2 separate regions of the Homo sapiens genome follow, and region 1 is linked to region 2. Evidence: chromatin contacts called from ENCODE Hi-C or POLR2A ChIA-PET data. All regions are on one chromosome and are shown on one strand. The core of a region is the stretch at or near the end of the contact, and the rest is flanking DNA. Distances in the headings are between cores, read along the strand shown.

Region 1 (2,819 bases), core at 230-2,729, 8.4 Mb after region 2:
AGGGCAACTGAGTAATGTTTCTTAAAATCTTTAAGTGAGCCTCCTTGCCTATTCTCATCTACCTCATTCCCACAAAAATGGTATATACTAGAGTTGAGCACCGGAGAAGGAGTCAGAAGACCTAAGGTTCTATTAATATAATTGGCCTTGGCTCTTCCTAGTCAGTGACCTCATTAAAGTCCTCTCCCTGAGGCTCTGTTTCCTCGCCTGCAAAATGATTCCAGCAACCCAGACCACTTCAAAAGGGGCTAAGAGATACAAATCAGGGGTTATCAATGAAAGGCACAAAAGCAAGACACAATTACAACAGTATTTGTAGTGATGTTAAAACATCAGAGGCACACAGCCCTAACAATGGTATAAGCAAACCAGTGCCTTCCCTGGTTAAGTTTCTGCGTGGAGACAGCTGGAGTTGGCACAGCAGTCCCCCAAAGCAGGACACCTTACAGATGCTAAGAGGCAGCTTTTGTGCTTTAAAACTGTCCTTCTAGCGTTCCATTTTATGTTTCATGGCACTAAAAAAGACAAATTCTGTCCAAACCTGAAAATAAAGCCAAATATTTAAGATGACAGATTTTTTTTTTTTTAACAAATCTTCGCAAACAAAGGCCTTTGGCCAAAGGTCTCCCGTGCTTGCAGAAGCGGGTTCACCTTGACGTTTTTCCTCTCCAGCAGATTTCTCCTTAAAAGCGTTAAAACTTGCGATAAGTTGGGAGGAATTCCTTCCATCGCTGGAGCAGGCTAAAACCTCAGAGTGAGATCATTCTTTCCGTCTCAGTAAGTGAACCTTGCAAAGCTCAGAAAATTTTGTCTCCAACTCCACGTTTCTCCTCAGGGCCCTTCTTCTGTAGACAATAACGGGAATTCTATGGCAGAGGAGGGGAGGTCTCTTTGACAAAAATGAGGGTGCAAACGTGGAACGACCGGTCATCTGGGCAAAATGAGGGGCCCTGTGCCTGCAAATCCCGAATCCCCTTTGGTCTCCTTTCCTACGACTGAAGAGACACGGGGGTGGGCTGTGGTGTGAGGACCATGGGTCTTGGCCAAACATCGGCACAAAATGTACCAAAGGGAGTTGCCTCCAGAGAGAAAAGCCAAAACCAGGCTGGGGACAAACAGGCGCACACGCCTGGGAGAGGAGGTGGCGGAGGAGCAGAAGGCGAAGGCCTGCGCGGCCCAGGCCTGCAGCAGCCGAGGCGGCTGCCGCGTCGCGCCGGGATACCTCCTCCCCCGCCTGGGCCGACGCAAGATGGCGGTCCGGCCGCCGCCGCGCAGCCGGTCTCCTCCCCCGCGCTCTGGGCGCTCCCGACGACCCGCGCCGGCCTCAAGACCCCCAGTCCAGCGCCCCCGGAGTGAGGCGGCGCAGGCCGCGCGGGAGGGCCTCTGCCTGCTGCAGCGCAGGGCGGGCGGGGGCGGGGGGGCGCTTACCGTGAGCGGAGCGGATCGGCCTGACTGGAGCCCTGAGGAGGAGGAGAAAGAGGAGGAGGAAAAGGAGGAGCACGAAAAACTACACTGCGGCGACGGCGGCGGCTCCCATTGCGGAGCTGGCAGCCGAGCCGTGGAAAGGGGGGGGCTCTCGTGCAGCCGGCGCGCTGCCTCATGGGTAGGCTCCGGGTCAGCCTCCCCGTGTCCGAGCTCCCTGTCTTCTCGCCGACGCGGGAGGCGGGCACCGGCATGTGCGCCGCGTCGCGGGCCCTCGAAGACCCACGCGCCCCGCCACGCGCCGGTCCGGGGCGAGGGCCAGGGCCCTGCCTCCATGTGGGTGCGAGCTGCTGGCTGGTGTGGCCGGGAGGCAGCCCCAAAATCCGGACTGCTCGGAATTTGCAGGCGAGGAGCCGTGCGTTCCGGGCCCTCCGCGTGTGTAACGACCCCCAGTCCGTTGGCTTGGAAAGTGAAAAGGTCATGGGATACAGCCGCCGTTCGAAAGAAGCAAGGGGCCTGTGGGTCGAAGACTAAACCAGGAGAGAAAAAGGAATCGTCCGTTTCTTTAAATAACGAGCTGATTTTACCAAGTCTGTTTTAAATGTGTGGTTTTGCTTGCGTTCCCTGTCGAGGTCAAATACGAAGAGACGAATCTGTACATTTAGCGTTTTATTTGGGACACAGGAATTGCAAGTTCAGGTTATTTACACATACAGGGTGGTCTTCAGTATGTCAGAAGAACAAAGAGGAGTTAGGGGGTTTTATTTTTTAAAAAAAGTTATCTATTGTTTTTCTAGAAAGTTCGTTGACATTTAGTAAAGTTTTGGGTAGCTGGTTAGTTCTGACTGGTGAGGGAAGGGGCTTGGTAAAGCTTGCCCTACAGCTGCAGCAGGTTCTTTGAGAAGCTAAAACCTGAAGATAAAACCTGTTTCAGGTTACAGCAGGCGGTTTCAGCAGCCAGGCTTGCTGAGAATTCCATTCTTAGAGCAATGTTATGTGCCCTGAGGGCTTCCCCCAGCACTGGCTTCTCCATTCTTTTAGTTGGCTATGACAAGAGTGACCCAATTAGAATGATTAACTTGCACACTCTAATTCCTAACTCTGCCATCTGCATATTAACCTGTAATAGCATTTTTTAAAGTTTGACAACGAGAAGTATAAGAAATTTACAAGAAGAACACTTGCCAAGATACTGCTTGCGTAAATACTTGCTAAAGGTTGTATTCTGATCTGTAAGGAAAGTTTCCTAAACTGATTGTCTTCTCAAGAGCAATGGCATTACTGGTGCAGCTTGTGAGTGACCAAGACTTGAAATCTTGCCTGTTAGGATCCATAACAGACACCCTGTTCAATCACTGAATCTTGCTAATTCATCTTCCTATTCGAATTCAGTTTCT
Region 2 (2,827 bases), core at 289-2,788:
GCAGAGGTCACTACTGATTGTAAAAAGTTTCATGAATGAAGCGAGACTTTTATCTGGGTCTAGGAAAATGAAGTCGTTACAATCATTACATCTTAGTACAAGCAAGGAATCAAATAGTATGTCTCTCATGTGAACATTTTAAGTAAATAACTGGAGAAAGTACTTCAACAAAATAAGGGAGCAAAATAATGTTGGCTCAAAATGAGGTCGAAAAGTTGCAGGGCTCGGATCGTGTTGCTAAAGGCATAAATTTGGGAGTCCTCAAGCTGTAGCTAATAGTTAACGTCCAGAGAAGGTAGTGTATATTCCATAGCCTCATGCAAAGGAATTCCAACTACGAAGACGAACCAGTTAAGGAGACCGAAAAGGGGGGGCCTGTATGGAAAGGCATAGCAACGAATGTAAAATTTCCCCAATAATACTCTAAAACTGCCCCACAGCTTTTTTAATTTTGAAAATTCAAAACCATTCAATTCAGCTCGCAGATTTTTGTGAGAAATAAGGAGATACTTGCAGCTCAGAAAAAATTATTAACAACTATCTAGAAAGTTACTGCTTTATCCCCCACTGTAAACTATACTACCACGACCCGGGATCCTTGTTCGACTCCTAGCCAAGGGGTTCCCACTGCGTTTCTGTTGGGTTATCCCAAACCTGTGATAGGATAGTAGCGCCCTCCCTGCCTCCGGTCGAATAAACACTACAACGTCTGACACTCGGTGCTGAAAGGAAATCGGGCGCGGTGTCTTGCCCACAGCTTGGGGAGCGGCCCCGGGCGCAATAACTGTCACCGGCGCCGAGATGCGGTTCCGGCGCTTAGGGCGCCGCTAAACTCAGAGCCCGGGAGTCATGGCTGCGGGCGGTGCCGCCCCAGGTAAATCAGTCCAGGAGCAGGGCCCGGGCCTGGCGTACACTCTCGGAAAAATGGGGGCCAGAGCAAACAAGAAGAGCGAAAGCAAGAGGGCTAGGCAGCCAGAGGCGGCAGCAAGACTCAAGACGCCAACGGCGCCGTCTTCCTGGGGCCCCAGGGCCTGCGCCATCCCTGGGCTGCCGGGGCACCGCCTCTCCACGCCCCTCGTCCGGCGGCGGCTGCGACTGCTTCCGAGGTCATGTTCCCAGGACGGGCGCGTCTTCAGGGTGGAAGCCTGGCGCACGTCCGGAGGTGCCGAGGACCCAACCAGCCCAAACTCTGGGGGAAATGACTCCCCTCTGCCCTCGCCCCGCGCTCTGCTACCATTTCCTTACGTCTCTGCTTCGCTCAGCGATGCAAAACGCGCGAGGCGCACGGCAGAGGGCCGAAGCCGCGGTACTCTCCGGGCCAGGCCCGCCCCTCGGCCGCGCCGCGCAGCACGGGATTCCCCGGCCGCTGTCCAGCGCTGGCCGCCTGAGCCAAGGCTGCCGCGGAGCCAGTACAGTCGGGGCCGCTGGCTGGAAGGGCGAGCTTCCTAAGGCGGGGGGAAGCCCGGCGCCGGGGCCGGGTAGGAAAGGCGGGGGAGGGGCTCCGGCCGTCTGGAAGGAATCCACGCGGCTTGAGGCTGTGGGGGAAGTAGGGTGGCGAGCGGTCCTTCTGCGCGCGGGGGGCGGGGGGGGTGGGGTGGTCCATTAGGGTCCCCTGGCGAGGGGGCGGCTTTCTAGTGTGTGAGGGCGACGCCCTAGAAGCTCCCCTTCAAAGTTGGCCCCACGCGCTGAATGTGGAAAGTTGACTGGGACCCAGTAGTTTCCCATCCCAAACCTGCTTTCCGAGAAGGGCTTCAAACCCAAAATGTGAATCCCGCCTCCCCTCTCAGCCAGAACTGTGGACTCGTCCCGGGGAGGGGCGGTGGGTGGGGCGGGGCTGGCGGGAAATTTCGGTTTTGGCGCGCTCCCTGCGGCGACGCTCATCGTGCGCTCTCCTCTTCCCCCGGTGGTCTCCTCGCTCGCCTTCTGGCTCTGCCATGCCCTGCTCTGAAGAGACACCCGCCATTTCACCCAGTAAGCGGGCCCGGCCTGCGGAGGTGGGCGGCATGCAGCTCCGCTTTGCCCGGCTCTCCGAGCACGCCACGGCCCCCACCCGGGGCTCCGCGCGCGCCGCGGGCTACGACCTGTACAGGTGAGCGGGGACCTGCCGGCGAGGAGGCTGGGAAGGGCCGGCCGTCCGCTGCCACAGCTAGAAACAGTCACCGGAGAGATCACAGGAACACACTAGCTATAAATAGGATTTCTGCCTTTTTCGTGTTTAAAATTTTAGCTTTCATCTTTGGCATAAATTAAATAGAGATTTGGGCAAAGACTGCAGAATAAGTAAAATAGCTATACGGTGTCTAGCAAGGCGTTACTTTGCAACGTTTATTGTGCCCTTCCTAAATAGAAGATAGAGAGGAAGGCCCATGGTGGCTTTCGAGTGGCCCGAGGGTGATGCTGTGCTCAATAGAAAAACCAAGGTGAGAGCCTAGATGTGAGCGTGAAAATACCTAAGAAGGATGAACGAAGATGCATCTGCCTTAAAAAGTTATTTTCTATACATTCATCCGGCCCAGGGCGGAATTTGAGAAGGCATCTGAAAACGAAAGGCAGAGCTGCCTGTAATCTACCACACTTTCATCTCTACAGCACGTTTTACCTGTACTAAAAACTTTCCGTATGCTGTTGTATTTAGTCCTCACAACAATCCTTAACTAGATAAGTGTTACTTTTTACACAGGCAGGAGTTTGTGAAGAGCTGAATTGATTTCCCCAGAGGCTTGAAGATGATATAATTTTTTATCCCGAATTTTGGGCTTTTTTTTTTTCATCTGACTACTGTGCCCAGTTCTTAGAACCATTAAGGTAGGAGAAAAGTAATGCTGAG

The links. Hi-C counts contacts between places; a loop is a spot of excess contacts on that map. ChIA-PET counts read pairs that join two places held with the same protein, here RNA polymerase II (POLR2A). Pooled maps may share reads with other maps.
Region 1: a map of naive thymus-derived CD4-positive, alpha-beta T cell shows a loop between it and region 2 (15-fold over the local background). The contact joins the promoter of ZNF280D here to the promoter of DUT-AS1 in region 2. A Hi-C loop is called at or near these places in 1 of 168 maps with a recorded cell type or tissue (naive thymus-derived CD4-positive, alpha-beta T cell) and 3 of 50 pooled maps. POLR2A ChIA-PET finds 5 or more read pairs at or near these places in 1 of 52 experiments (AG04450).

The regions. Positions count from the first base shown.
Region 1 is chr15:56,732,030-56,734,848 of GRCh38, forward strand. ZNF280D (zinc finger protein 280D) reads right to left here and starts at 1,480. Exons shown (of 22, transcript NM_017661.4): 1 at 1,429-1,480. RefSeq lists a silencer at 1,230-1,499.
Region 2 is chr15:48,330,318-48,333,144 of GRCh38, forward strand. It overlaps DUT-AS1 (DUT antisense RNA 1), which reads right to left and starts at 1,539. Exons shown (of 3, transcript NR_186809.1): 1 at 1,246-1,539. DUT (deoxyuridine triphosphatase) reads left to right here and starts at 1,112. Exons shown (of 7, transcript NM_001025248.2): 1 at 1,112-1,478; 2 at 1,951-2,089. The coding sequence starts at 1,199. RefSeq lists enhancers at 620-1,146, 1,147-1,671, 1,595-1,889 and silencers at 1,335-1,544, 1,595-1,889.